Regions from separate parts of the Mus musculus genome. Here regions 2, 3, 4 and 5 are each linked to region 1. Evidence: chromatin loops called from intact Hi-C (ENCODE). Cell type or tissue: heart. All regions are shown on one strand. Links, peaks and the distances in the headings refer to the core of each region. The heading gives the core; the rest is flanking DNA. Region 1 holds the start of Gmfg-ps. Region 2 holds the start of Casd1 (CAS1 domain containing 1). Region 3 has its middle 30 kb from the start of Gm33959. Region 4 overlaps Ppp1r9a (protein phosphatase 1, regulatory subunit 9A). Region 5 overlaps Ppp1r9a (protein phosphatase 1, regulatory subunit 9A).

Region 1 (6,258 bases), core at 500-5,499:
AGAAGTGAGAGCACCTGGAGGCTCACTGTTCTCAAACACAGCACTCAGCTGACTCACAGTAGGAGAGACCGCTTCCGTCCGGGGGCTCAGGCTGTCCAAGGAATCACTGCTGCCTCTGTTGGACTTGGAGCCACCCCACTCATCCTGTGGTTCAGTCCCTCCACCTTTCTCTTTCTTTGGGGAATAGCGATGGTTTTGCCCTGACTCATGCACACTTCTCTCAAACATCTTTCGAGTCTCCGTGAACTTAGCATACGAAGGGCCATCATGCATTGTGTCAAATCTACTGATTCGTTCAGAGACAGAGGACTCCAACTTAACCACTGAGCCATCCGTTTTCTCCACAAACTCTTTGGGCTTCATTCTTCTCTGAGGGGACGAGGGCCTACCTTTCCCCCTGGTTTTGGCAATGATAGCAGCATTCTCGCTGGGTTCCATACCCATCTGCATAAATAGATTTTTAATTCTGTTGACATTGGAGCCATACTTTCTACCTCTGCTCTGCTGGGAGCCCTCACCTTCTTTCGTTTTCTGTTCCCCATCTGACTTGGGTTTGTCAAAAGTACTTTTCAGTGCCTGGAACTCTGTTCTGTACGCATTCCTGTGAGGAGAGGCACTTCTGAGAGTGGTCCGCTCCCCTGAAGATTCCGCCTTCAACATGTTTACTTCAAGGGTGAAAAGCCAATGCTCATAATGGTCACTGGGAAAAACAACCAAAAAGCCAAACAGACCTCTCTTCTCAATCCCCAGTGTCTGACCAGGCACAGGGCCGCTCAAATGGCACACTTGTCCCGTGACGATTCCAAAGGCTGTATTAGAAATGTATTCACAGTCAAGAGTTACACAAAATAGCTTTTTTCAAAGCAAGACTAGAGGTTCATCTGTAATAGAAAAGAATGAGTTTCTGAATTCATATGTTTATGTGAATTTCTCTTCAGTGAACTAGTCAACACTTAACACCTTGTTTTCTAAGTGTTTTCGCCACACATCAAGTCAATTACCTCGAAATGGGACTTTAAAGTTAAGAAGCTACGGAGTTATTCTAGTTTGTCCTTGGTAACAAACATAACTTGGAGATGCTTGCAAAACACACACACACACACACACACACGCACACACACACACACGCACATGCACACACCACTTGACACCACTTGACAATAATGCTTTAGACCAAGTTTGAGGTATTTCTGTGAATGAATTATGAAAGAACTCGACAACTCATTTACTTCTTTAAAAAAAAAAAATCAAAATGGCCACTTGATTTGGGAATTTTCCATAACCGTGCAGAACAGGGAAAAGTTTGGAGTCTAACGTTCCCAAACTCTAAAAATATGGCTACAGAGGCTTCTTCGATGGTTCTGAGTTAATAGCCTCATGTACACCATGCTCAAGTATCAGTTTCAGGACAAAACAGACAGAAGTAAGTTCTGGAAGGTCAATTAAGTTTTACTGTAAGTTTTTCTATGCATTGTTTGGAAGTTTCCTAGCCAAGAGGCTATTATTAACTAAGGAGTGGAGTCTCCTGGGAATAGATGCCTGAGAATGTGACAATCAGAAATCAGGTATGCCATGACACTTCCTTCCACAGTCCTGATTTGTCTACTCCTTCTGGCCCCTAACTTACTTCAAGATAGGAAGAAAAAAAAAAAAGTGAACGCCATGCATGTTTGCTGTCCTCCAGCCCACAGCTGGGTTTTCTACCAGGACGCCAGCAGCCCAACACTTCAGGCACTCAACGCAGTTCTAAACATTTTTTTTCTTATTATTCTGGTTTGTTTTGTTTTGTTTTAATGTTACACGGAACCACATCACGCTCACGCACCATCAGCTGAGAGAGCTTACACTTTCACTTAAATCAGCTCCAAAACTCGCTTCCTGGCCCAGCAGGCACGCATGCATGCATGCATGGCCCATGCAGGCAAACAAGAGAGGAGTGTGGTGCCTGTGGTTTGGGTTGGTTTTTGTTTTTGTTTTTTGTTTTTTGTTTTTGTTTTTTCCTTTATTTCTTTCTTTCCTTTTTGGAAAGCGTTGACAATGTCCTTTTTACCCATAAACACCCTCCCCTCTCCCCTAGCTGCACACCCCGCTCCCTCCCACCGCCAATTCAAGCACGAGGGGGCGGGGGCGGCGGGGGCGAAGGGGGCCGCCGGGGATTCAAAAACCTGCCCTCACAAAAGACAAACATAAATAACACCAACTTGAGAGGCAGCCGATTGATTTTCCCCAGCCCGGTTCGGGACGCCATCCCTCGGCCCCCGGGGCAGGGCCGGGAGAGCAGGTGACGCCAGGCGCTAAGGCAGGAGGAGGTCGCAGTCTAGCCTGGTGCCAAGAAGCACCTGAAGTCCTAACACATTGGCGGCGGCTCCGGGCCGCTGCCAGGCGGATCCCGGTCTGTGGCACCGGGGGAGAGACGAGCTCGCCGGCCACACTGGAGCGGAGGGAGAGCAAAGGCTAGGGTGACAATCACACGAATGCCTCTGCTTTTCCTCCCAGTGTGCCGGGGAAACAATAGATCCCGCAGAGGATCAAGCCTCCCTCCTCACCCTGGCGCTCCCGGACCGCAGTCCACCCCCACCCGCCCGCGGGTCCGCCTTTGTGCACGCCGCCGCGTCCCCGCGCTCCCGCCGCCCCGCCACCCGCACGCCGCCCCCTTACCGAGCGGCCCGGGCGGGAGGTCGGACTCCTTCGGCGCTCTTCCCCCCCGCCCCCCCGTGACCGTGCGGGGCTCGGCGCCGACCGTGTGCCCTCCGCCCGCTCGTCACGGCGCGGCGCGCGCGGCGGCCGCCTGCACTCGCGCCTCGGCCCCCCACGCGCGTCTTGCCCGCGCGGGGCGGCCCCGGGACGCGCGCTGCGCTCCCCCCACCCCCACCCCCCACCTCCACCCCAGCCATGGCGGCCCGGCCTGGGGACCCGACGCGCAAGCGGGCACCCTCGCCTGCGGCCTGGGATCGGGGACGCCGCTCGGCCCACGTGCGGGGCCCCCCACGCCGGGCCCTGAGGCCCGCGAGGCCCGATGGACTTAGGGATCAGGCCGCGGGGATGAGGAGGGCCCCGGGGTAACAGGTGCCTCACCTCGGCTGATGGGATTAACTCTAGGGCCGCAAAGAGAGGGAGCCCAGCAGCGAAATCCCAGGAGAGGGAGAGAGGGAGCCTCTGGCGGCCAACGAAGGGCGAAAGGCACCGGCCCGAGGCAAGGCCGCCCCACCCCCAAGACCGTGGGCGAGGGGGCTCTGGCACTTAGGGCAAGGCCTGTGCCTTCCAGATGCTGAGGACCCCACAGTCTGTGGTTAAGTCTGTGACCCCAGGCATCCAAGGCCTGGCCATGGCCTGGGCTGGCCTAGAAGGCCAAGACCTAGGCCCTAGTCTACTCTACTGTGGTGTCCACTGGGATGATCCAGCTGACCCTCAAGGCCACACTACTAGAAGGAAAGGGATGAAGAGGACTTTGGACTTTTCTTCTTGTATATCTTTTCTGTTCACACTCACTGGTTTTGCCCTGTTAAAAACTCTCACTACACCCTCTCCTCCCAAATAATGTGACAGGTTCCATACTCTTCTCCTTCATACAAAATGGACTTTGATGGTCAATATAGACCATTGATGTATCCAAAAGCCTTGTAGGGCACAGGTACCATTTTTGAAGAGTCAAAATTGTGTTTTTGCCACACGTATGTGAGGTGCACACATAATCCCAACACAGCCAAGACAGGAGAATTGAGTTTGTGGACACCCTATAATCCAGCCATTGTCTGGAGATACAGAAACAACAGCTGACCAATGGTGGCGCACGCCTTTAATCCCAGCAGAGAGGCAGAGGCAGATGAATCTTAGAGTTTGAGACCACCCTGGACAACAGAGTGAGTTCCAGGACAGCCAAGGCTATTCAGAGTAACCGAATCAGGAAAATAAAAATAAATATATAGTAGCAACAATAGCCTGAAATTGTGTGTGTGCATAGAAAAAGCTGCAAGATCGTGTAACCCTCTCAATACAGGCAATCTAGAAAGAGGCGAAAGTACTTAATATTCCATATAGCACTGAATGTTAGATTTAGAATTTCAGTAGCCATGGCAGGGGTCAGGCTACCGCCCTTCAGCCTGTCTGTTCAGTGCTGCCGCTCTTCAGCCTGTCTGTTCCCTAGTCATTTAGATTTTAAAATTCTCAACCTTTGCTTTAATGCAGAATTTTTAGAATTAGCTCGTAGGCTGCAGGATTGAGGCCTGTTAAAGGGTATTTTAGAGTAGATAGAGACACTTAGGGTACGATGAAGGCACACTCCAGAACACAGCTGGGCATTCTCTGAGGCTTTCTCTTTGTTTTCCTTCCAGTATATACCATTTCCGATATATATCATTCAGGCCAGTTTTGAAACTATTGTCTTCAAAGGATGAGCAAAGAACTTAAATGAGATACTGGGGTAATCCCACAGGCGTGCCCTCCAGGTTTCAATTGATACTGTAAAATTCTAGATCACCCTAATTTTGAAAGATAGGCTATCTTTACTGTAAACAAATTTCTTGGCCTGTCAAAATAGCTCAGCAGATAAGAGCACTGACTACTCTTCTTCCGAAGGTCCTGAGTTCAAATCCCAGCAACCGTATGGTGGCTCACAATCACCCGTAATAAAATCTGATGCCCTCTTTTGGTGTGTCTGAAGACAGCAACAGTGTACTTATCTATAATAATAAGTAAATCTTCTTTTAAAAAAAAGTTCTTGTTTGAGATTTCTAGAAAATGTCTAGAAAAAGAAATGAGGTACTTCCAAGGTCATTTGTGGCCTGTCCTTAAGCTTGGCTCATAGCTATTTTAACGTGTGTGTGTGTGTGTGTGTGTGTGTGTGTGTGTGTGTGTGTGTTCAACTTTTACAGCAAATGTCACTAATTGTGCTGGAAGTCTTGCCTCTCATTGGTAGAAGTGGACTCAGCTCTGGGATGAATATCTTCTTTTCCTTCCATGTTCCAGTAATTTCCCCCATCTTTATATTCTGCCCTAGAATTATCTTTGCAGATACATTCCAAGCCCTCCCCAACCCCAATTTATAACCAAAATAAAAATGGTACCGAACCATATGTGTGTGTACTTATTCTGCACATACCTAACCACCAAGCTTAATTCAACTAAGCCACAAAAAGTTAGCAATAAAAAAAGGGAAATGAGCCAGGCGTGGTGGCGCACGCCTTTAATCCCAGCACTCGGGAGGCAGAGGCAGGCGGATTTCTGAGTTCAAGGCCAGCCTGGTCTACAAAGTGAGTTCCAGGACAGCCAGGGCTATACAGAGAAACCCTGTCTCAAACCCCCTCCCCCCCAAAAGGGAAATGATACAATACACTGCAGTAATTAATTAAAACAATGTTTTCCTAACAAATTATATTTTTAAAGATTCACTTGATTTTTGAGTATGTATTTATGTATCATGAGATAGTACATGAATGAGATAGATAGTACATGTTTCTGGTCTCCATGAATACATACGGGTATCAGATCTCTTGGAACTGGAGTTACAGACAGTGTGTGAAGCTACCAGGTGTGGGTGGTGGGAACTGAACTCAAATCCTAAGGAAGAACAGTACAGCACCTGACCACTGAGCCACCTCTCTAACCGGAAATATCAGGACATGTTACAGAGGGTTGGGCCTTGGGAATGTATTTACAGCTTCATTTCCTAGAAAACAAGGATGAGAGAATAGCCAGGCAAGTATACACAAAGAATCTCGGTGCTATGAAAGGAAAATATTTCCGTTTCTAAATAACTCTCTAGATCCTTAATTTTGTAGATCTGATTTTCAGATAGACATTTTTCCCCTTTTTTAAGCGTCTCCATATTCTCGGTCCTTACCAAGAAACTGGCATTTCCTGTCTGGGAAGTGGGTGCTGCTGCTATAAGTATCAGCAGATGTAACCGACAGTATGAAGGAGCTGTGGTTCCAGCCTCTACTTTGGGAAAGAACATTTGTGCTGTCTGGGATAATCTCCTGGAAACATTTCTGTCATTTCAACGCAGCATAGAAACCAGGTTTTTTGAGAGAATAGCCTAAATAAATACAGCATCTAATCGCTGAGTTCTGTCTGTAGAAGAAGGGGGCAGAGTTGGCAATAAAATCGGTCTTACACCTCTCTACAAAAAGATGAATCATACAGAAAAGGAGCCAAAAGACTGCTTGGTTTGGGGCTTATTTTCTAAAAATGTGAAACTTTTGAAAGTCCATACTGAAGGAATGACAGGGTTTATAAACACCATGCTGCTATGTGAAGACT
Region 2 (6,258 bases), core at 824-5,823, 300 kb after region 1:
AGCAAGGACAAGTTGCTCTGCAGACACTGAATTGTCCACTCCCACTTCTGTGAAGGCAACATTTGAGTGAAGCATTAAAAGAGAGAGAGAGAGAGAGAGAGAGAGAGAGAGAGAGAGAGTGAGTCCTGGAATATTTTCTTTCAAGAGAAGAGAGAATTTTGTAGGCAGAGAAAAGCAGGAAAAGCAAAAGTGTTTGTACACTGTAAGCTCAATGCTTAGGAAGATTGACAGGGAAGCCAGGTACCAAAAGAATGCCATGGTTTTAAGTTCTATACGCGTGACCTCTAGAAAATCATCTCTTGGTCTGAAAGCAAATGGGACGATGCTCTGCTTCTAGTAAATCAGTAGTTCTAAAGTATCGAGCACTAGTGATGAAGTTCATCTCTCAGAGCTTCCACCCAGCTCTAAGAAAGGCAGTCTGTAACACAATGGCACCAGGCAAGCTGACTGGTACTAAATCATAGCTCAGCCACTGACTAGCTGTATGTTCTCAGGCAATTTGCTTAACCTTTCTGGCTTCATCTTTAAAATGTAAATAATTCTCTAATTCACTGAATCTAAGACACATCATTATTTTTTCATACAGGAAAAAAATGTTACCAATTAAACTTTGACATGCAATCAAAGTTTTAAAGACTCTTCTTGATTACAGAAATGTTAAGGGGTGGGGGGATGAAACACCGTACCTCCTAGAGGCTCTAAAGACAGAATGAATTACGAAAAGCCCTTAAACACTGCCTGCATACAGTAAGTGCTCAATCTAATGCACGGTTTTGGGAAGCTTTACTTTCTAATAATTCTTTGAAGTGGAGTAATTTTCAAAGCAAGAGGTGTGTGTGTGTGTGTGTGTGTGTGCATTTGATGCATGTTCATACTCACACACCCAAGATCTTAGCATTTCATGTCCTTTCCACTGTTCGTCTAAGAAACTCCATTCTTGTTCCAAATGATTCTATGTGAATCAAGCATATATGCATATCTGCGAAAGGCACTGCACCTGACATGGTTTGACACTGCCAGGGCAAAAATGTTCCTGGTAAGATGTTTAGTTTCTCCTGCACAGACTCTGGTTCAAGTTCCTGATATTCAATCTGGACAAGCACATATGACAGGTGTACTGCTTCACACTCAAGGCACTGAAGCACCTTTGGAAACTCACAAGTCCCTTCTGGAGGAGGCTTTACAACCTGACTCATAAGGCCCCATCTGACATTCTATTTTCCTCCCGATGATGACAGACCTTGGCAAGATGCAAAATATAACCTAAATTTAAAAATTAGTATTCCACAAGCTTAGCAAAAGACAAGAAGCACAATAAAAAGACAAGCAGGCAGGGCACAGTAGGTTTACATTTGGGACAACATTGTAGTCATAAACTTTAGCTCCATTGACATCACAAACACAAAGTTGAATTAGATGACAGTCATCTCATATCAAACTAGCATAAAAAGATTAATCACATTTAAAAGAAACATGTTCTCTGAGTTATCAACAGTTGGTTCATCAGTACTGCTAATTGTGTTGTATATATGAAAATGTAGGCTTTCTTGATGTCAGCAGTAAGAAGCCAAGGCTCTGATAGGTCATCTGCTATGAATCTGTAGAGGACTGGAGAATTAGCCATAAGGATCTTTTTTAATTCAATTAAGCTATTTGTAAGATAATATATTTAAAAGATACAGCTATGATACTAAAGTTTAAGATCTGGAAAACTCAAGAGTAGGTAGAAACAAACCATCAAGTTTGACCAAAATGGCCTCCACTTTGAGAGATCATGTGAAATGGGAATACAGCCGAGACTCTAGTACTCTCGTGACTGGGCTGTACAGTATAAATGGGCCCAGCGCTAATGTGCACGTGGCTGTCACATTTGTCTAATTATCTCACAGTCACCAAGAGCTGTCCATATAATGACTTTTAGGATACCAAAGGTCAAAACCAAAAGATCCTATCATTATAATTTCCCTCCTACTGTCAGTGACTGTCCTGGTGGCATTTATCGTAAGGAAAGGGGAAAAAAAATCAATCAAAAAAACAAGCAAATATCCCTTGACAACTGAAGGATAATTCCTTCTGAGAAGAGTTCATTGGTTCCTTTCCAGCTTTCCACCAGTATGTAAACCCATATTGAAGGCCAGCTTTCAAAAGGCTTAACTATTTGCTTCGCCCGCTCACGTCTAGTCCGGTCAACTCCTTAACTCCTTTAAGAAACAAACAAAAACCAAAATCCTGCCTCAGTGTCTTTATTTGTAAAAACAAAAACAAAAACTGTGCAACCCAAACTCTTGAAAAGTGTTTGAAAGGCTGGTGGCACCTCCTCCACGGGAGGGAGGTGGGCCATGGGCATCTTTAGCCACACTGGCCCTTTTGGCAAAAGTAAGCAGGGCGGCCCAAGCCGCTGTCCAACCGTTGGGCCCTGAAGTGGCAGGGCAGGAGGCAGACCCCACGGGCGCACCGTGTGCGACCCCAGCATCCGGGAGGCGGTGCCGCCAGGGCTGCCCCCGGGGGCCCCTGGTTCGACCTCCTGCACCGGGGCGCGGGGCCGGGCGCGCCTCCGGAGCCCCGCTCCAGCAGGAGGTGGCCCCGAGAGCGGGAGGCTGGGGGCAGGGGCCCGCAGGGGTCGGCCCGGGCACGTGGGGCGCCGCGGGGCCGCGGGAGGCCGCCGGCGCGTGGGCGTGCTGCGGCGGGGGGCGGCCTCCCGCGCTCGGGGCCGCGGCGCCGCCTCCCCCCGGGCCGAGCCGGCCCGGGCCGGGGGGAGGGCCGGCTCACCTCGGTAGCGGCGGGACGCGAGGTGGCACGCTGCGAGCAGCAGCACGGCCACCAGCGCCAGCACCTTGGCGCTCCTCACGCTGAAGTAGTGGTTGATCTCCCGCTTGCCCAGGTTGTAGGCCAGAGCCGCCATCTTGGTTCCTCCATGACAACAGTGCGCGGCGGAGCGGGGAAGGGGCGCCGCGCAGGGGCAGCACTGGGGCGGCGGGCGCCGTAGCCAGCCGAGAAGCGGCCGCCAGCTCCCTTGCCCGTCGCCCGAACCGCGGGCCGAGGGGTCCGAGCCTGCGGCCTCCGTGCCGCCGGCCTTCCCCGTGCCCTCGTCGGCCTCCCCCCAACCCCGCCGCCGTTGCTCAGCCGTGCCGGTGCCCCAGGCGCCCTGGCCGCCTGTCTCCTCCCCTTCCTCCTCCCTGGTAGCCTCCTGCCTTAATAGCGGCTGCGCCTGTGACGGGGGTCCGGATGCCCGGGGCTCCGGGGTCACCGGGCCCAGACGGGCCTCCGGGGTCACCGGGTCACTGGCGGCAGCGGGCGGCGACGGCTGCACAGGCATGGTGACTGTATGGGTGTTGGGGGGGCAGAGGGCCAGGGCCTGCAGCCCGGCCCAGATGTCAGCTCCGGGGCTATGCCCAAGTGGACTGGCAGCTACCTGAGCCCAGGTTAGGGCAATAGAACTACTGTTCCGGGAAAAAAAAGTACACTCCCTGCTTCCCCCATCACACCCTTTCTGGACTTTCTACTCTCTGCTCTCCCACGGTCGTGGGGCCTTAACGGCAGGCCACCCACGACCTGTCTGGCAAGTTCCTCTGCACCTAAGATGCTGGCCAGGTGTTGGGGTGGCTGTAAATCCGAACACCCAACTCAAGTGTAAGGCCCATGTTCACCGTTTAATACTCAACTGCCCAATGTGCTGTTTGTCCAGTTGCAGTGGGTGTAGATGCATCCTGTACAGTGTGTCTAAGTTGGTGTGGATGTCAGTATAAGAGCCCCTTTCTCCTTTATGTTTACACAATATCTTTGTTGACACTAAGGTTGGCCAGGGTAGCAGATTGGTTGCCTGTGGCAATCCTTAAACTTGGTTAATGTTTTGTGATTATCAATAGACCCAGCACTCTGTGTGTCCTTTGAAAAGCATTCTTATTCATACCCTTGGTCTTGAGTTGCCTTGTAGACAAGAATGGCTATTTGCATGTTGTGGTTAGAACAAGTAAGTCATTGTTGAGTTGGAGGTGTTGGCAAGTCTTCTTTACAACTTTTAGCCAACCCCAACCTTGTGCTTCCAGACCCTTCTCAACATTCTCGAATGTTAGAGAAAAGGGACTTAGAGATCCTGTCGAGTCACTCCCATCCTCTCCACTGAAGGATTTTTAAAATTATGTTTCCAGCCACAATCATCATATGATGATGAAAGATTCTTGTCGCTTAAATGAAATCACATACATCACTGTCATAGATATAATGCTAATAAGCAATAAAGTTAAATAAGTGTACAAACACTTAGGCACTGTTCCCTGCAAGTGGTCGCTTAATTTTGGCTCTTTCTTCTGATCTGAGGCTGATCACATGCTGGCAGAATTGAATCAGATACGACAACAACCAGATAACTGGGCTAACAATATGTGGCCTGCCAATCACATCCTAGACACATACTATGATGTCATCAACACCAAATTAGAATTTCTGATCCACCTTCAATAACCAGAGCTAACCCCCAGGGTTGGCCTAATGCTAGCCAAAAATAAAGAAACCTGACGTTGTACTTAGTTGTGCTTCCCAGAAGGCTTTCTGAGATACTGGGAAAATCTGGGAACCCCTTTGTCCTTTCCTCTGTGTTAAAGTTAACCCCTCTACCTATTTCTGCTTTTCCTGGTAGATATCTCCACATAAGATGGCCCTTTCCTGTGGCATCTATAAATGGTCCCTCTCTTAGCTGATGCCTTTCCACTGATAAATGTCCCTTTTTAATTAAAACCACCACTAGATTCTGTGTTCCAAGTTATTTGCTTCTTTGTTTCTTTTAGAAGGAGTAGCTACTTGAAATTTTCACTTGCTTGGTTCCCATTCTGTCCTGAAGAACTGAATGGTTCTTTGCTGGTGGTATGGGTATTTCTTGTTAAATCCAAAGGACTCTCCTCTTTCTCTCTCTCCCTCTCCGGCCCTCTTCCCCCCTCCCCCTCCCCTCCCCCTCCCTCTCTCCCTCTCTCCCTCTCTGCCTCTCTGCCTCTCTCCCTCTCTCCCTCTCTTCTCCCTCTCTCTCTCTCCCCCTCTTCTCCCTCTCCCTCTTCTCCCTCTCTGCCTCTCTCCCTCTCTCCCTCTCCTCTCCCTCTCTCCCCCTCTCTCTCCCTCTCTCTCCCTCTCCCTCTCTTTGTCCCTCTCTTTCTCTTTACCTTCTTTACTTTCTGATATTTTTTGTAGGTTCAAATGCTGTTGAATTTTCTGTTATTTGGTGTTTGTCTATCAAGTTTTTTTCCTTCTCTAGTCTTGTTTTTTGCCTCTTCTTCAGAGCACTAGCCAGGTGCCAGTTATCAGGCTGCTTCTAGTGGTTCCTGGCAGAGCCATCCTCACCATCAGATAGGTCCCCGTCCTCTTTAAGGGATCAGTTACCTTCTGTACACACACACACACACACACACACACACACACAACTGTGTCAGGCCATATTCATGTGTTTATACTGTACCTATAGAGCTACCCTCTGCTTCTCCCCAGTAGGACAGTTTTTGGTTAGCAATTGTTGGCATTTCAGATTTCAAATTATCTGTGGTCTTTTGCTATCTACGTCTAACCTACAAATCTCAACTTTATACATGATTATCCAAGCCAATGTTTACACTGTCTTCAGTCTCTTCTAAATAGTTCTCAAGTCTATTGCTCACCCCTCCCTCCATCTCCTAGAGTTTGCTTTAGTTAAATGTATCTTTTCTTGCTGAAAGCTAAAATCATGAAATTAATAGTCTCCTGCTTATTTGTCTAACCCTAAGGGATCTAGAATGTTTAATTCATAGCAAGTTACTGCTTTTCTAATAACATTAAGGAGGAGGGAGAAGAAGAGAGAATGTGTGTGATGTTTCAACTGTATATAACTTTAAACCAAATTACCAAAGCGTGCTCATGCTCTCTCTCTCTCTCTCCATTCCCTTTTCCCGAAGATGTCACTTGTGTCTGTGCCCATGTCCCTCGAACAATTTGCCAACTGCTTCCTGTCTTCAGACACTCCTTACTACATCACACACCCTTTTCTCTTAACTCTCAGACTCCGGAAGGGAGCACACTATGGCCATTCTCCTTGGGACTACTGCCTGCCTTTGTGGTGGAGAGCAGACAGGATCTCAACATACAGCGCCTGCTGCATTGATTTGCTCCTTACCACCTCAGCCTCCCAGAGGAGGGAGTTATGAGCATGCATCGCCACGCCTGGCTTTACATATTTAAACAGAGAAATGAGGAAAGTGGCACTGTGCCTACTGTTTAAGGAAACCTCTCTTTAAATGTCAG
Region 3 (6,258 bases), core at 367-5,366, 350 kb after region 1:
TCTTTTGAACAGGTTTTCTTACCGTTTCTAAGCCTCAGTTTCCTTCTGTGGAAAGCAGAGATAATAATAGTGTCTAGCTCACAGGATGGCTATAAGGACAGGATTGGCTCATGCTTTGGAGGGCACGGGCCAGGTCTGGCACCAGGCGAACACTGTGGAAGTTAGCTGTTAAGCCCCTCTGTTGGCTACAAGCACCAAAGTCCTTGACTCTAAACTACTAAAGCTTGTGGCATGTGGAAAGCGCATACTGACGCTCAGTCACGTGATGATTCCTTCACCACTTTACGCCTCTAGATTGCTGAATGTGGCTTCAAAGACTGGGCTGGTAGTGTTAGCACACTAAATTGATTTCTAACCAATATTTACTCAAGTTTCACTTCAATATTTAAAAAGTCAAAGAATTTGATATATATATATATATATGTATATATATATATGTATATATATATATATATATATATATATATATATATATATATATATATATTTGTTGAGACAGTCTGTCTACATAGCCTTGGGTCTGGAACTCACTATATAGACTAGGCTGGCTTCAAACAGAGATCTGCCTGCCTTTGTCTTCCAAGTGCTGGGATTAAAAGCGTGTAGGTTAAACTCCTGCCTAGGTGTTCTATAAATGAAGAAAAATATTCAACTTATGGAAGTCCTTTGTTTGGATGTTTGAGGTCATCCTGGAACTTTTCATTGTTATAACTGCACCGTTTGGCAGGAGAGCTTGGTTCTAATTCGGGGTTTAGATACACTGTGAAATGTGCAAAATGGTCAGGATAAAGCAGTGCCTGCCACTCTAGAACCCCAGTGGATGCTGTGTGAGCAAGTCTTTCTTTGAGCCTTTAGATTTCTGTTTGATGTTGAGTATCAGAGACCTGCAGGCTGAATGGAGGGACTTCCTACTCCAGTGGCCCTTACTCTTGTATGTAGGATAACTTTTTCAATTTCTCTTTTTTTTTTCAGTGTTATCATCTTTGCCATTGTTATTTGCCCGAGGAGGTTCTTTTTCTTTTTGTTTTGTTTTTGTTTTCTGTTTTTACTAAGCCTTGACTTAACTCAGCTTGAAGGTGTGCTTACCATTTTGCCAAATGTTCTATTAATTTTTTGTTGTTGTTCTGCTCTTTTAGCTTCAATAGAAATAAGAGAGACCAATGTGCTGGTTAGCCACAGGGCTAGCTGCAGAGCATTGGCTATATGGAATGGACAGAACGCCCAGGACTTCATGGAAGATTTGAGGATAATGCCCATCTTGGCCCTGCTCTCTGCCCTTTAGTCTACCTTGGTTTTGAGGTTTTCGATCAGTCAAATGATAGTCATTTAGTTCATTCCAAATGACCAGGGCAAGAAAGGCGTGGTTCTTCTCCCCACCCTCCCCAATTAATACCCTGGGTCTGTTTTATTTGTCTTAGAGACTGAGCATATAAATATATAGATCAAATTGTCTCTGATAGTGTCCTACAGTGCTGTCTTTTCATGATCTGATGCTTGGTACGATAAACTTGTGCTCTTAAAAAAAAAGAAAAGAAGCTATGAGTTTAATCTGACCTTTGTTTTTGCTTCCAAGACATATGAAAAGGGCTAATTCACACAGTCTTTCTCAAGTCTTGCCCCTGAGAGCTCTCCTTTACTCCCACTGCCTTGGACTGCAAGCCTGGCTACCTAAGGTCCTCACACATTTCCCCCACAATTCAAATGTGTGCATTGCTCACCACAGTGGTCACCCTCATCACCTTCTATACTGACTTTAAGCAACAGTTAAAATTACAGGTGATTTATTGTGAACTTTCTTTGCAATTCTATCTGAAAATATGAAAAGAGTAAGTTTAGGAGCATGAGAGATGCACAGTCTCTCTCTCTCTCCCTTTCTCCCTCTCAATATGATTACAGCATTTCTCCTATCTCTTTCCTCTCTTTAAACCATCCCACATACTTTGTTTCGTCTTCCTTTTTTTCTTTCAAATCCATGGCTGCCCTTTCTCATTGTTATTGCATCAAACACACACACACACACACACACACACACACACACACACACACATTTTACCTTATTTTGCATCTATGCATCCTTTTAACTGTGAGGTTGCCAAACTCTGTGTGCGCGCGCGTGTGCGTGTTCTTGTGCGTGTGTTTAAAGACTAAACTCTAAACTCACAACCAAAAAGATGGTTGATTTTCTGGACCCACGTTTAATGGCGGTAATTTGGTTGCCTGTTGCAGAGTGTTTCTGGTTGTGATTAGTTCTTGAGGTCTGGCCTTTGTTGTTTTTTATCGCAGCTAAAGGGCAATGACGGCAGCTGGAGTCAGACACTGGTGTCAGACACTGGGGGTCAATTTCGTCTTTGCACGAGGTGGTTCCATTGACAAGACTGTGCTGTGTATGTTGAGGTTGCCACCCGCTGGTGGAAGCAGAACACTTCCATTTTAATGAGTAACTGGGGCTGGGTGGCGGGAGGCCTTCTGTTCTTAGAGTGTGAATTTGCATGTTGAAATTCTTTCAAAGAGTGGTTTCAAACTCTACTGGAAGAATAAGGAATTTCACAGTTAGTATCTTGGCTGGAAAAAGAAAACAGTCACTCTTAGGAAACCTTTTAAAGAGTTGTGTTTACAACACCCCCACCCCACCCCTACAAACCCAGAAAGTGAAAAATAGTTGCAGAATTTAAAGGACCGCAGTGTTTTATCATTCTTTGCTACTGAGCTCTAAGATGAAAGCGGTTACTACTTCCTCTCTGCCTTTGTTTTTTGTGTATGCTTGCACTACCTTACCAGGTATGTGTGTCTAGAAATCTAAATGTAAGACTTTAATAACGATGCTTTATGGTGTGTAAGAAAAAAGCCCACCACTTTAAATCACAGCCACATTAAAGGGGACAGGTAGAAAAGGAAGAAAGTTCAGGGAGTGAGCTGCAGTTTTCGTCACTCCACTGGCACAAATCAAAATTCGATTGCACGCAGGAGAATTTATGATGTGATAGAGACCCCGTGTCAGCCTAGGGGCAAAGGTACCTGCTTACCTCACGTCACATCCAAACACTTTCCAGATGTGACGAGTTGCACATTATACAAGTAGAAATGTACACATGAATGTGTAATCAAGGCAAAAAAGCCAAGCAAAATATAAAAGAAAACTTCCTCATGTGAACGTCACCCATGAAATAAATAAGAAAATACCCTTTGCAGGCCCAGTGCCGAGAAGGAAAGCACATCTCTGCAAAAGGCCTGCTAGCATTTGAAAAGCACATTTTACCTCACAGCCAAACTAGGGTGTATAACTTTACACACACACACACACACACACACACACACACACACACACCACAAAATCTATAAATGTGACTAAGACCTTAAATAGTTCCTTATACTAAGGGTTGTGGAAAAAAAAACTTCCATATTTTAGAATGTTGCTGCAATTGAAAATTTTCCTTAATGATTATTTTCTTCATTGTTTATTTTGTAATTGTTTTGCTATTGATAAACAAAAATGTATGATATATATTAATAATCATCTTTTGGGTGATATTTAATGACATGAAAATTGTCCATGACACTAGTAAAATGTCTGAAAAATACACCACAGCATACACAGTTGACTTACATTTTGATAAAGAAAGAACCCTTATCTACTATACACACACACACACACACACACACACACACACACACACACATATATATAGTTTTAGAGATTGGAGGGGCATGTGCAGAGATTTTATTTGTGATTTCTGTAGTGTAAACACAGAGCAGTTTTCTTCACTCATTTCTAACTTTTTACTTCAAAACAGTAACATTCGTAGATATAGCAAGATTGTGTATTAAATACCTGCAGACAGAGCACTGTGTTAGTTATATCTTAGTTCAGCTGTTAAAACATAGTACTACCCAATAGCATATGGATAACTCTCATCTGCTTTCTCTATAAAGGAAAATGGTGGAAAGCCTAGTGTTCTATCTTCTTTGTAGAATACTCCAGACATGTGAGTACCTATCCTAGTGGCATTTAGCACAGTAACCAACAGATACTGTGGACCGCTTCCCACATGCAAGAGTGGTGGAAGGTGATGGAATGCTTTGGATATCGGTACTTGTCGAGATATGTGAGTCTCCAATGAGGAACAAACACGATGTTCAAGGAGCCACTGCTTTGTGTGACATCCTGTTGCTTTGCCGTCACAAGATGGCAGTTTCTTGAGAAGGAAAAGCTTGTGAAAATAAACAAGGAGACAACCTCACATGCGAGAGTCTCTGATTAACAGCCCGTGCTTTAGCGGTAATTTATTGATTACGTGAGCTGTTAAATAGTCCACCCACAACACAGATATGACTGCAGAATTAATAGAAACAAAAATTAATTTTTCTCAACCAACTCCAGAACTAAATTAAATAATGCCTTTGACTTGAGGGAGCCAGCGTTTTCTGATAAAAGCTTTCAAATATCTGGCATGTTAGACGTGTGGCCAAGAACATGAAAGATGATGTTAGACAAAGAATGACATCGTCTCAATCATTTTTTAATAAAGGAAACCCTACAGTTCACTGTCCAGCTGCACCCTGCTTGGCTTGGCTAGTGGGCAACACTAATATGTATTCAGAGATACGGAGATGCGGCTGAGCGATATGAAGACTTCTGTCCAGATGAGCCGAGTGACAGCTGGCTGCGCAGCCTTCCCTGCCTTCCCTGAGAGGCTTACTCACTGTCTCTAACCAAAGCAGCTAATTTTTAAATACTAATGCATAGCACAGAGCTCAAGAACACATGGGAATATTCACCCCTGAGGCATGTCAGGAGTTGATTATGATAAAAATTGCTTAATTATTTATTAGTGGTTGCTTTATAAATTACTCTGGTCTGGCTGGAGGGTGTAAACTCCGAGGTGAGGAAGAAGACCTTGGGGGGCAGTTAATAGGCAGGGGATTTGGTGCTACTGAAGGTTAATTTTGGTTTGTTTGTTTTGTTTTATCATTTGGAAGCCTTTGAGACGACCCTGTATATGTCCTGGAAACAAATATTCTAAAGGGGGTTTGAAAGATCAGATTTGTGTTTTCTCTGGATGGGACTTTCGGGAATGAAAAAACAAAGTCCTTATAGACATCAAAGCCTGAATGACAAGTTGAACATGACCTGTGGCCTGGGGGCAGGGAGAGAAGCCACCAAATATTTACCACAAAGCAGGTAGGAGAAACAGGAGAAATTTGGATTTGATAAGATATAAGGGCCAGAGGAAAGGAAAATATTGAATTTTCTGCTTCATAGAATCCCATAGTGCAGCCAGCAAACCCTTTAACTGATAACGAAATCACTGATGTCAATTAGATGGGGGGAGACCTAAGTAGCACATTGACCACTTTCACGGTGGATACACATTGTGTCCCCCAGAAATTTCCTAAGAGCAGAGTGTATAGACAAACACATGATAAACGCTGATGATGAAAAGACAGACATAGAAAAAGGCTGTGTCCCACGTCATCACAAAAGGCAGGGAAAACAGAGGAATCTTTTAGTGGTGCACATATCAGGGGCCAGGACAAAGACAGAAACAATTAGGCTGCATTAATTGTATCTGTCCTGTTGCAGTGGGTGAGAATTTCCTCGCCCCTCTAGTGAGCTCTGTTATAATGAAATTCTCCGTTCACCTCACTTGTTCATTCATTAGAATAAGTTTTATTTTTTCCCCATTACAGAGTAAATATGCAATAAGATCAAATAAATTTTGATGATTGCCAACAGATGGTGAGGGGATCTTTAGCTTTCTGGTTCTTTCCGGCTGTTCTTTCTCTTTAATTACCTTCCCCTCACTTCCTAATCCCTTCCATGTAATTCTACACCAAGATTTGCTCTAAGAGTCTCTATTAATTTTCCACAACCTCCACAGCTTTCTCATAAGATATTCTTTCTTTGTAGCTGTGTTGCTAATGGCTCAAAACAGCCTAGTTTCTACAGAAGCTTTCAATCCTACTTGAACCACATCTTTGCTCAATTTATTAATTCAGTTTAATGCCGATAATTTACAGTGCACTCTTACAATTTAATCTTCATTGCACATCTGACACAATGGCTCAGCCACTAGTAATTTTGCATAATCAAGGAGGAATTTTAACTGACCTCATTTAAATCCTCATACGAGGCGTTTACTCTTTCCCATTGTGGAATCGGACCTGCCAGAGTGACATTTGTATTTCAGTAAGACATGTCCACTTACATGAATGCGTCCGTGCATCTTTTATGAATGGGAGAGAAGGTACTGGGGTGAT
Region 4 (6,258 bases), core at 614-5,613, 210 kb before region 1:
ATGTTCCCATGAGAAAAGTTACTCCCTTAATCCACCATGGCTGTGATCTGACAGGGACAGCCCGGCCTGTCCTTCTGCCCCCTCTGACTAGTGTAAACACCCGGGGACAAGCCTTCCTCTCCCTGTGCCTGTGCTGCCCTTAGCTCACTATGAGCACTTACTTTTGCTGGAAGTCTTTGATCAGCTTCTTTGCTTTGTTGTATTTCTTTTCCAGGGCTTGGTACTGGCTCTGAGTCTCTTTGAGATGCTCATTCACCGTATGACATAATGTCTGAGCCTCGATCCAGTAGCTCTCCAACTTCAGCATCCGTTCTTTATTCTCTTCTATATTCTGTTGCAGTTGGTTCTTTTCTAGTTCCCACCTTACTTTCTCATTTTCGGCTGCTTGAAGCTGGAGAAAACAAATGTCAAGGCAAAAATAATTTGGGCATGTCTGTAGCACCATCTCTCCACACTATTAGCTTTTTAAGATAAAACCCTATTGTTATATACAATCAGTCAGTCATCAAAACAGCTCAAGATGAGAAGAGCAACTGTTCTTTCCATATCCATAGAGGATAAAACGGAAGGCTTGAAAAGAGAAATGATTTGCTCAAGGTTACCCATCTGATAAAAGACCAAACACAAATCTGACATGAACTCCCATGAACTCTCTTTGCTAGCATGCCGTTTGAAATACTGCAAGCAGGAAATGGTGTCTAGCGCATCACTGATTAGGTCCACTAAATGTTGACACACGTTGTTTGAAAGCACGTTAAATAAAGAGTAGGACAGGAAGTTGATGATTAATTAAGAAGGGAGCGGGGGTGGGAAAGGAGCAGAAGCAAAGGCACTAATGGTGAGGAAGGGACTTAGCTTATGGGTTGTTCTCCTCAACACGTGGGCACGAGGTTCAGGCTTCTAAGAGTTACCACCTGTGTCTCGGGTGGTGACTCAGGTGCCCTTAGAGTCAGAGGGCACCTGTGCTCTCACCACTCTGCATCCTTGCAACACCTCGTGGGCACCCTAACCATTTGAGAGAGTCAGCTCCTGTTACTGTGCTTTTAACCCTTTGGGGGATGTTTCTAGGTTGTTGATTTCAACTGACATGAACACATTCTGTCACTCAGTATATCACAGGGAGTGTTAAATACATCTACAGCTTTTCAAACCTTACTTTATACTATGTATAAAAGACAGGGAAAAAATAAAGGCATTAATAGTTGTCCTGTTAATTTAAATCCCTCCAACGGATCAAAAAGACAGCTCTGTGTAGTTTCTGTCTCTGGAAGTTCTTAGAAACACAGAGTGCAGTTTTTTTTTCTGGGCCTCTTGGTTATAGAGTCCAGGAAAGAGGAAGCCGGTCCAGCGCTGCTCTTAATACAGAACTCATGACACTGAGTTTCAGATGAGGGTTTAAATTGCCCTGACAACCACGTTCTCTTCACCTTGCTACTCTGTCTACCCTTTCTACGTACAAAGCTATCAAGGTTCAAATGACATCCCCATTCTATAGAGCATTGAACAAATGGAGATACACATTCACACAAATGTACACATTTCTATGTCACAAGAATAGTTTTGTGAAAAGTATTTTACTAAATACATGTGGACAAGAGGTTACAAAGTAAAGATTAGTCCCAAACACTGAAGTGAAGAAATCTATATAACATTGATAATAATCACATGTTTTCAAGTGTTATCATATACCAACCTAAAAGGAAAATATAAAATAGTAATTTGTAGACTTTTCTAAATTAATTCTTCATAAATAAATGCCTAAGCCTGTCTATGGGAGCATTTATAAACACAGGGGCTCTTTTCCCTATTTGTAACCAACAGTTTATAAGATCTGCTTTTTAAAGTCAAAAAACAGTTTTCAGATAAAAAGGGCTTGGTTTTTTACAGCATCTTTAATGAATGCTTTATAGCAGTTGTTTAGGTACCAGCCCTGCTAGCTTTAAACTTAAAATTCACGGTGCGCCGCGGACACCATGAATGATGCTGAAATAAGCTTTGACTAGAGAGCTCCAGAGCGTATTAGTCAGGAATGCCACTTAACCAAAGTAGCCAGCTAACTCATCTCCACTTAACCAGCTAACTCATCTCCATTTAACCAGCTAACTCATCTCCATTTAACCAGCTAACTCATCTCCATTTAAAACACATGGAAAACCCAAAGCATGTATTCACTGTGAATCAGAAAACAGATCACTCGACGTAGGCAATAATTATTTTGTAATTTTAAAAAGACTATGGAAACAATACAGCATCGTTTGAAAGCAACTGAAGATATTTTTAAGTCTCTGAAAACATACATTTGATAGAAATGAACAACAATAGCTAGAACTGTATCTTGTACAAGAATTTTACAGTTTCCTTTGATGTCTCACTATTTCATAGAGATTAAAAATATTTTCTTTTATTAATATTTTTCTCTTCAACAAATTTAAATAATGTGAAGTGAGTATATCTCAAGATTTCCAGTAGCAGCTGAATCTAAATTAATTACACAATGCATAGAATGAGCTTATAACTTTACTTCTTAGACATGGGAAGTTTTTCCTAAAAAGAAATTAATGTTCCACATTAAAACAATACATTGCTTCCAGTAAATTAGCTGAAATTATTATAAGGTAAATGACAGAAAGGAGATTTGCTATACCAGCTTATATTTTAGAAATTAATACACAGATGCTTGAGCCATTAAAAATATTATTTTTAATGAAATTTCAGAGAGACTAAACAGTTTAAATCTACTTAAAACACCAAGTGCCCTGTGGCCTTCTCTGGTTATGTGCGGTTATGCTCAGTCTCAAGACAGGTCCATCGATGTACTTAATGTTGGAAATGACCATCTCATGGAAATATGCTCTCAAGTGCACGGGAGCAAATCCATTACTCCCAGAGTATCTGAAGTTTAAAGAGTACAATTCAAACACCACGGAGCGGTGCTTACCTTGGTCTTCAATTTTTGAATCTCTGCTTCTGTAACTGCATGTTTGATTTGCAACTGAAAATTGAAAAGAAAAACATCTCAACTAAGAGTGTTTCTATATTTTTAAAGACTCAGCAGCGAGAAGAATATCTTATGACACAATTAAAAAAATGCTCAGGACCCTGCTGCATTGCAGCAGGTTGTAATTACAAATGTCTAGCATGTAAAATGACTCAGTGGGTGCAAACTAATTAAACATAGGGTTTATGACTCACGGTCCCTAATATCCGATTAAGTTACCAGTTTAATTGCTAAGGGGCCAAAGAAAAGAAAACTCATTTCTTGGCCTCTGCTGCTCTGCCTTTACGATCTGAGCGTCCAGGAGCTGTTTCCTTCCTGAGGCTCGCCCACAGAATGGCTTGAGCCAGCCAGTCAACAGGCCTCGCACAGTGTGAAGAGTCATTCCCACATCGTGCAGAAAGGTGGCGCTGTGGCTCTGTGAGTCGCTCTCACATTCCGCAGAGCAGCTCTGCAGCAGAGGAAGGAGTGGGACGCAGTGGCACAGAAATCTCCGGTTTGTTTTCCGTTTGTGTTCCTTTTTAACCGCAGGAAAGGTACAGATTCAAAATTCTGCCTTCCAAAAGATCTACCTGTATAAAGACTCCAAGCCCCAAAGCATTTTCTTTACAACACAATAGTGGTCTTTGCCATTTGTTTGCTTTACTCCCCCGCCCCCACTCCCTCCCCGACCACGACTGTTTTCCTTCTAGGGGTCATTCATTTCTTTAAGGGCTAAACACCCTTGAATTTAGGGAAAACAGTTTACAGGTTCACAATTTGTTCTCTGGATGTTTTTGATGGGAAGGATGTTTTTGAAATTCCCAATTCTCCCGGTTTTATAGGTCCAAACAGCCCAGTGGAGGGTCTGGGGAGGGAGACACTTTGCAGCCAAGCCCATGAACATTTTCTGCTCTGCAGCTGAGCACAGCCACTAAGTGATGCAGGTGGCACTGTTTCTTTTGGTTATGCTGAATCCTAAATTGGTTTGCCACAAAGTTACTGAAGACCACATCCCACCATCTCACCCCCCCCCCTTTTTTTTTTGTCCAAAGTACTTCGGAGTTAGGACTGTACCGAATCTGGGTTTCTTGGTTTTATGCCACAATCTTAGTGGTCCGTCTCACTCAGATGCCATTAGCAGATACCCAAAGTGTGAGTGTGCCAGGCAAGGAAACTACACCAAGCTTTCTCAGTGAAAAATACTGGCAGAGGTCTTTTGTGCTCACCAGAAATCCTGATCCCTTAGTGAGTACAGCGATGTGGGGAAACTGAGGCTCAGAGCAAATGATCAACCTAACTGTACAAAAAAAACCAACACTAGAACTGGATTAGATCTTGGATATCTAGGTTCTGATCTTGTGCCATTTCTCTAAAAAATTAAAGATGAACTTTATAAGCATCTACTGAGGGGCTCTAGGCAAGATGCTGTAAAGATAACACCCCCCCACACACCTCTCTCAAATAAACAGCCATGATAACCTGCCACTCAAGAATAAAGCCACAAAAGAATATTCTTTAATATACAACATGGAAATGTATATACAACCACAAGGAATTATTTTCCAGAGGTATTATATTCTTAGAGAATAAAGCAAATTCATATGCCTGGATGATTTTTTTCCCATCCATTACTAACAAAAATATCTACTCTGTTGTTTAAACTAATCTGAGTGTGGGCTCTGTTTATAGCTTTCAGTAAGAACGCGCGCGCGCACACACACACACACACACACACACACACACACACGCACACGCACACGCACACGACTAACTGTAACTGAATCAAAATGTCTACGTGTGACTACCAGAAAGGGGCAGGCAGAAGCCTCGTCAGCATCACCTGCAGCACTCCACTTAGCCTGTGCAGGCGTGGAAAATATTTTGGAAGTGAAAAATATTATCTTTGCAGGGGAGTTTTAAGAGTGCTCTAGAACCAGACATTTTCTATCAGATAAGAGCAACATTATCGGCTCTCGTGGCACCAGGGCAGCCTGCCTGGAATTCACACACAACTCTGAGAAACGGTTTCTGCACTGTGTAGACTTTTTTCTATCGTTTATGCACTGGACTGAGGCCTGTTTTGTCTGCAGGGAGCTAATGGAGCTGGAGGTGTTTTTGAAGATATATGATGTTATTAAAATGTAGCAGTGGCAAATCTTTGCCATCTTTTTCTAAGCTTAATAGATGGTGCTTTGGTTTTGGTTGTTTTTTTTTTTTTTTCCAACAAAAGTGGGTTTTATTTCAGGGAACTACATATGCAAAACAAGCTGCAATTAGCTGGTGGAGTCGTAACTCAACCTGGTCAGAAGGTCCCCACCAGGGTGGTGAACTGAGCGCAGGGCAAACCTCTAACAAGGCTGCTTGGATTCTCAGAATGTGGTTATTAATGAGCAACGTGTTGGTTACATCTCTCAGACTGTGATTACAGCTCCTTTAAAAATAAGCATCTGCTTACTGCTAAAGAGGTAACAACTCACAGCTCCCCTTGTCAGTGAACCTTCCACATAGATGGCTTTATTTAGTCTCGAGTTTATTTTTCACAGACTTAAATCACACAGTTTTTAGACTTTGGCTTCCCCTAACAACAAAAGCAGATTTGTTTTCGCTGGTACTAGCAGTTCTGGCTACCAAAGCTGTGGTGGGGATACCTCAGCCCTGTAAAGAGAGGATCCACTCTGACTCAGCCTCTCTCTTCTCTACTTCCCACCCAGGAAGTCAGTCAGAACAACTTTCAATCCGAAGGGCAGAAACTAAAAAACAAAACGAACAAACAAACAAACAAAAAACCCAACAAACAAAAAGCCAAGCCAAGCCAAACTGTTCACAGGGACAGGAGCTCAAGCTATTTAGTGGCTAGGAAGATGTCTGCGTGGGTCAGAGGATTTGTTGCTAGCCTGTAAGGACCTGAGCCTGGATCTCCAGCACCCACATTAAAAACACTGAGCATAATTAGTCACCAAGCACAGACACTATTGCAATACGCCAGCAAGATTTTGCTGAAAGGACCCGATATAGCTGTCTCTTGTGAGGCTAGGCCGGGGCCTGGCAAACACAGAAGTGGATGCTCACAGTCAGCTATTGGATGGATCACAGGGCTCCCAATGGAGGAGCTAGAGAAAGTATCCAAGGAGCTAAAGGGATCTGCAACCCTATAGGCGGAACAACATTATGAACTAACCAGTACCCCGGAGCTCTTGACTCTAGCTGCATATGTATCAAAAGATGGCCTAGTCGGCCATCACTGCAAAGAGAGGCCCATTGGTCCTGCAAACTTTATATGC
Region 5 (6,258 bases), core at 387-5,386, 180 kb before region 1:
GTATTTTTGAGTTCATTCATATATATAATAAACTTATATGTACCCTTACAATCTCCCTACAACTTCTGCAGAACCAGCATCCACATGTTCCCTCCAAACTTCATGTCTTCTTTTTAAAAAATAACTCACTGGGTGCAATTACAGTTGCTACCGGGAAAATAGGCAACTTAACCAGTGAACACACTTCTGGAAAAATAAAAAGGACCCTTCCTTCCCCAGAAACAGTCAACAGCAAGCGCTCTTCAGCTAGTCATTGCCAGCAGGAACTCAGCTAGCTGACATGAGGCTAGAGATGAAGGGAAGACACCTCAGCATAGTAAAGGCTGTAAGGGTAGCAGAGCCACCTTCATGACACATGAAGACAAGACACTTGGAATGTTCTCACGGACATCAGAAACAGGACAAAGCCAGTTTGCTTTCACCAGTTCGCTCTCATTTAATCCAGTGCCCAGATAGAGAAGGTAGACAAGAGACAGGAACAGAAGTCAAAGCATCCCTGTTTGCAGACAACGTGATTCTATTCATCATGGAATAGAGATTCCACCAGGAAGTCCCTAGAGCTGAAAGCTGCAGGTTACAAAGTAAACATACCAAAATCAGTAGGTACCACCCTCTATGCCCAAAACAAACATACTGGAAAGGAATCAAGGAAACAATCCCATTTACAGTAGCCTCAAAAAGAATGAAAACATTAGCTTGGGGTAAAAGTGTAAAATACTGAAGAAATTGAAGAAGACACTAGAAGACAGAAAGAACTTCTGTGTTCATGGATTGATAGAATTAATACTGTAAAATGACCATAAAACCAAAAGCAATCTATGGATTCAAAATCACTGCCAGCAAAATTGCAATGCAATTCCTCACAGAAACTGAAAAAAATGTGTATGGAAGCACAAAGTTATATTATAGAGCCACAGGAATGGAAAAACCATCATGGTATGGGGCACAAAGACAGACACAATCAATGGGATAGAAAATAAGACCCATATACCTGCCTATGGACCTATTGCCACCTGACTTTTGACAAGGATGCTAAAAGTGCATGCTGGAGAAATGACAGATCTTCAAAACACGGTGCAGGGAAGACTGGGCATGTGGTTGTAGACGAGGGAAAGTTCACCCTGGTCTCTCAACCCAAAGGAAAAATCAATGGCACATCAATCAAAGATCTCCAAGTTCCATCTGAAAGTGCTAGAGGAAAGAGGAAGAGGTGTCCATCAGGACATGGGTCTGGGAAGGACTAAAGCACCAATCACGAACAAGTGGGACTTCATGAAATTAAAGTTTTCTGTGCCACAAAGTAACCATTAACTGACTGAAGAGGCATCTACAGAATGGGACAAAAACAAAATCTTTGTGTGCTAGTTATCTGACAGAGGATTAATGTCTAAATTATACAAAAAACTAAAAACCCTAAACACCAAGAAAATGAACAATTCAATAACAAGAGGCTAAACCAACCACAGCACACAGCTGCTTACTAAGAGGCAAGCTGGCTTCCTGGGAAAAAACTGTATTCAACTGAAAAAAATAAAATATGTCCAAAGTTGTAAAACGTCATTTATACTTGTCCACATGCTGCCTCTTTAGCACTTCGTGCTCCGTGGTTTCAGTGTGATAAACTGTTTCACTGAATGAAACAGGCTGCTCGGCAGACAGTCTGTCCTTTCAGAGAAACAAAATGGCCTGAAAGGACTGGACAAAGTAGGGCTTCCTGTTGTTTTTGGATCTAGCTCAGAAATGAGTAATATTATACTATGACAGCTAGAAAGAATAGTAAGGATATATTTTAAATAATTCCATTATATTTTTTCCAAACCACATAAATAAAATGAGGTACAAAAGGATGACCACGCAAAGGCAAAGACTCCTGACCTGACTCTATCATCGGTGGCTCTGACTTCTCTCTATCTGTGATCGCTGGTGATACACACAAAGAATATTCTTGAAACTCAGAATGAGGTATAGGATGACATTCTGGAATGGATATAGTTTTCAGAGCATGTTTTAAATAACCTCATGATTCAGTGATGGAGATCAGTAAATATTTGAGTTTTACAAACAAAACAATATAGTTTAAGACATTTAAAGATCCTACAAAAATGTGGCCTCTGGAACACAATTAAGATTTAGCTGTCTCATAAGTTGGGCTCCTTGCATGTCATCAACACACTGACCCCATTAACCACACGTGATTCACGTAAGCTCCACTATGAGGACTTAAAGTAAATTGTCTATTTTGGACTCGATACTGTGTTCATCCAAACACATAATGAAAATTTAAGACCAAAGCATCGGAAAATTCTTTTCTTAAAAAACAATCATATTTAAGCAGAAAATAAATTGCTATGTATATTATATTTTGCAAATATTAACCAGGTCTAATGCTGCATTTCTTTCTGAAGGTTTTCCCTTTAATTTGAATGACAGAACATTTAGAGTTAGAGGTTAAATATGCCCATGGTTAAACACAAGGAAGTGAGTCCAACTTATAGACCTGTGTATAAAAATGAATGTTATAGTTTTCAAACCACACTTTCAGATTATTATTCAATATACAAAACACACAGCTCCAGAAATGCTTTTCAGGGAATAGGAAGTTAATAAAACGTGTAGAATATTTAATTTCACACACCGAGCAAGAGGGCAGAGATAAGCAGAATTTTCTGCCAAAAAACAAACCTTAAGGAAACGGTTGTTATTGTTATTGCAGTTGCCAGACACTCCTTGCAATTCAGCCACAGTGTTCTAAAATGTTGACAGAAACAATTAAAAGGGGCTTCCTCCCAACCCCAAAACAGCAGGAGAGAAAAACACAGCAGTTCAAATGCTGGCTGGACCACACACTGTCCAGTACAAAGAAGAGACTGCTGGGCCTCTGCACTCAGCTCCCCAGATCATAGACCCAGGGTTACATCTCTTTGCATTGCTATAGTCACAGTAATAAAAAAGCTAGCCACAAACATTGCCAGCTCTTGCTCCCATGGGCCAAGCTGTTTCCAACCAGGAACAGCAAACAGCGTTAAGTCAAACTTAGTGTTAGCCCTGTAATATTTTTCACACAAAAAAGATATCTTTGTAAACATCTTTTAATACTCATGCAATCAAAGTTTTCATTACACCTTTCCTTCCAACTGTTACATGTTCATAGAAACAATAAAAACAAATATTCCCTTGAGTAGCTGCTTTAAATTGTATACAATACATTGAAAGATTCTTCTAGACAAAGTGTCACAGTATGATTATAATGATATGAGTTTCTAGTAACAAAAACAAATAGTAAAAGAAGTTGTATCTTGAAAGAGTCAACTGAAGTGATGATTAATCATGTTATAATCTGTTGCCTAAAGAGAAGTTGAAATGTCACTTGTGATAAAAGGCTTTGGAATGTAATAAATCCTCCATTATCAAAGGATCTTTAAGGAAGTAAAATAGTCATATAACATTATAGTGAGTGTAAACTGATCCCTTTTAACTTCAGATTGACCATATTCATTTTCTACATCAGAGATGCAGCTGCAGTTAGTGCTGTTGCCAGCCTGACCACAGCCTTCAAGCCTTTCAGGCTTCTTAGGTAGAAAGACAGCCAAAAATACAAGTCACTGCAAAAATACATAACAGAACTACATCACCTCACCACACCAGCTGAACACGGACAGTTACAGATTATAATGGAAGATTAAATGTTGGTAAATTTTTCAAGTAAAATTTACCATGCACACAGAGCTTCATTGTATGGTGTTGAGTGAGGGGTTTACTGAATCCTCCCTCCATGGATACATTTCAGATTAGTAAAGAAAGAAACAAAGAAGGAAGAAGAGGAGAGGAAAGGAGAGAGAGGAGAGGAGAGGAGAGGAGAGGAGAGGAGAGGAGAGGAGAAAAGAGAAGAGAAGAGAAGAGAAGAGAAGAGAAGAGAAGAGAAGAGAAGAGAAGAGAAGAGAAGAGAAGACAAGACAAGACAAGACAAAACAAGACAAGACAGACCCAATAAACATTCTTTCTCTTAACCCCAGAAATGCTACCCCTCATTGCAGATGTGCACACATGTGAACCTTTGAGCCTTCGGCTCTCTATCTCCTGCTCTTTGGGGAATCAATGCCCCCATCCTCTGGCCTCCAGGCAGGGCCACTTTATTTGTGCTTTTGAAAATTTGAATGGTTAGCAGAGAGTGCACAGAACGGGAATGCAAATTCAAACAGACCTGGCTGTTTGCTTATTGGAAACTCTTCTAGTTTAAATATTTGGAGAAAAGCAGAAGCAGCAGAAATTTAAATAGTTTGAGGATTATCTATACATTTCAAATTCTATTAGAGCATGACTTATAATTTCCTAAAGCGTTACAGCAGATGAACAGAGGCGTAAGTAATACTCGACAATCTCTCCCTTCACAAAGGGCTAGTGTCCTTTAACAACTGCAGGAAATATTTCTCACATCCAGATGTTTCCTGTACAGCCAATTCAAGCAACCTGTCAACGTGATGTGCTCCAAGTTAAAATGAACCCTGGATAATTTGATCGAAACCAGAAGTGCTGCACCATTCTGTGGGCAATGCTCATCTTGGTGTTCAGTTGGGAAGGAGCTAGCTGTACTTGCTTGCTCTGTATGTAATCAGAGGGTTTCCTGGCTCTGACGAGGGAAGGTCACAGGAGATATTAGCAAACGAAACGATTCTAAATTTGAAATCACAAGATGATTCCAGGAGTTACCAGGGAAGTGGAAAGTCAAGCAACTGATTGTACGCGTTCAGAGCCTGTCCTAACAAAGATACGCAAATCTCCAAACTGCCCAATTATACAGGAAATTAAATCAATTATTCAAGGCCCATCTATCCACTGGATATCCAATATTGGTCCTTCTCATTTCCTTCAGATCTTGGTCATTTTACTTTCCATTAACAGAGAAAGAGGGTAAACAGAAAACAGAGATAAACACCCCAATCCTCCAACTTAATATTTGGTAGTGTTAATGAAAACTCTGGATCAAGCGCCATTCCTAGAAGATGTAAGCGTGGAGTGAGCTCCCATTGTTCACACAGCCTTTATCTCTCCTGTGAAGATGGAATGAATGGCTGCTCTGCCTGTGCCTGCAATGGCCAGTGCTGTGGACACCTGAGAATGGAGAAGGCTGCAGGACAAGCACAAAGCCTGACTGACCTCAGGGAAGTCAGTGCTACTTGCAGTAACACAGAGGGCTCCAGACTTCGACTGTTACAACCCGTAAAAGGAAGAGGACATTCAACTTGATCCTTTTTGTAAAGCATTTCTGTATCAATTAATCTTTCCTTCGGACTCTATGTAGATGATACGCATTGCTGCCTACAGTAAAGCAAATGTCCAAGTATTCAATGCCCCTATTATGAAAAATACAAAACAAAGGCTCACAGACCTGAAGAACGACAAGAAATGCCATCACTCAAAACAAGAATCCTCTTAACATGCTTTGTTGTCCAGTTATTCTGTGTGTCTGAATAGAGACAGAACCATGAGGGCAAACACAGCGTGAGCTTACGCTGTGGGGCTCAGGCTTTGAGGCCAGGGAGAGCATCAAGCTGAAATTTGCTAACCACTAGTGCAGCAGCTAGAAAAAAATCTTGGCTACTAAATTTACAGGGGGAAAATATCTATCTCCAGTGCTTTAGAGGCTCAGTGAGACTGACTCGTAGACAAGTGTATGATCCCAGGTTTTATGCAATCATTTTCCCCTAAAAAAATCCGTTCAAGTGGCAATGAATTCTGTTTGTTTTTGTCAAACAAACACCTAAATAAGCCCCAACATGTAAAGAAGAAACTTTGAGTAATATTATGTCCCTAAGTATGAATGTTCATCAGATTCATTCATTCACTCAAGCTATGAAATTAGAGGAAAATCAGCTCCCCCACCCTCTTTTCCTCTTCTCTCCTTCCCTTTCTCTGACACACACACACACACACACACACACACACACACATACATACACGAGAGGGAGAGAGGCAGACACACAGAGACAAAGACAGGCAGAGGGAGGCAGAGGCAGAGGCAGAGGCAGAGGCAGAGGCAGAGGCAGAGGCAGAGGCAGAGGCAGAGGCAGAGGCAGAGGCAGAGGCAGAGGCAGAGGCAGAGGCAGAGGCAGAGGCAGAGGCAGAGGCAGAGGCAGAGGCAGAGGCAGAGGCAGAGGCAGAGACACAGAGACTCTAAAAGCTTCAGTTGAACTTTTTGGGAGCTAAGTGTGATTAGTCAAATCCTCAAAGTACCTGGAACAAAAATGATTATGAGATATA

The links. Peaks named below come from ENCODE experiments on the same cell type or tissue, not always from the same donor. Only the 100,000 strongest peaks of a DNase experiment are listed, where the experiment ranks them.
Region 2: it touches region 1 in a loop (2.8-fold over the local background); 5 of 42 quality-filtered maps call a loop at or near these places.
Region 3: it touches region 1 in a loop (2.3-fold over the local background); 3 of 42 quality-filtered maps call a loop at or near these places.
Region 4: a loop joins it to region 1, with 4 times the contacts of the local background. A loop is called at or near these places in 12 of 42 quality-filtered maps.
Region 5: it touches region 1 in a loop (2.4-fold over the local background); 2 of 42 quality-filtered maps call a loop at or near these places.

What each region holds. Positions count from the first base shown.
Region 1 is chr6:4,899,849-4,906,106 of GRCm38, reverse strand. Gmfg-ps reads left to right here and starts at 2,893. Exons shown (of 5, transcript XM_030255708.1): 1 at 2,893-3,059; 2 at 5,816-5,908. The coding sequence starts at 2,893. Ppp1r9a (protein phosphatase 1, regulatory subunit 9A) reads right to left here and starts at 3,132. Exons shown (of 16, transcript NM_001363809.1): 1 at 3,076-3,132; 2 at 1-881. The coding sequence starts at 660. In heart, for the core only: a CTCF peak has its summit at 3,158; DNase peaks (open chromatin) are centred at 1,856, 2,436 and 3,046; H3K4me3 peaks cover 2,107 bases; H3K27ac peaks cover 2,043 bases.
Region 2 is chr6:4,597,813-4,604,070 of GRCm38, reverse strand. It overlaps Casd1 (CAS1 domain containing 1), which reads right to left and starts at 3,160. Exons shown (of 18, transcript NM_145398.4): 1 at 2,770-3,160. The coding sequence starts at 2,902. In heart, for the core only: no CTCF peak of the experiment used is centred there; DNase peaks (open chromatin) are centred at 2,570, 2,690 and 3,280; H3K4me3 peaks cover 2,165 bases; H3K27ac peaks cover 2,258 bases.
Region 3 is chr6:4,554,022-4,560,279 of GRCm38, reverse strand. No RefSeq gene overlaps it. Among named protein-coding and RNA genes, the nearest start is that of Gm33959, 30 kb to the left of the region's middle. RefSeq lists an enhancer at 5,214-6,258. In heart, for the core only: a CTCF peak has its summit at 2,404 (motif pointing left); no DNase peak of the experiment used is centred there; H3K27ac peaks cover 399 bases.
Region 4 is chr6:5,107,734-5,113,991 of GRCm38, reverse strand. Ppp1r9a (protein phosphatase 1, regulatory subunit 9A) reads right to left here. Exons shown (of 16, transcript NM_001363809.1): 8 at 2,939-2,992; 9 at 162-391. Among named protein-coding and RNA genes, the nearest start is that of Gm46949, 43 kb to the left of the region's middle. In heart, for the core only: a CTCF peak has its summit at 3,390; a DNase peak (open chromatin) is centred at 3,391; H3K4me3 peaks cover 775 bases; H3K27ac peaks cover 2,488 bases.
Region 5 is chr6:5,079,531-5,085,788 of GRCm38, reverse strand. The region is part of intron 6 of Ppp1r9a (protein phosphatase 1, regulatory subunit 9A); the gene reads right to left. Among named protein-coding and RNA genes, the nearest start is that of Gm52886, 28 kb to the right of the region's middle. In heart, for the core only: no CTCF peak of the experiment used is centred there; no DNase peak of the experiment used is centred there; H3K27ac peaks cover 658 bases.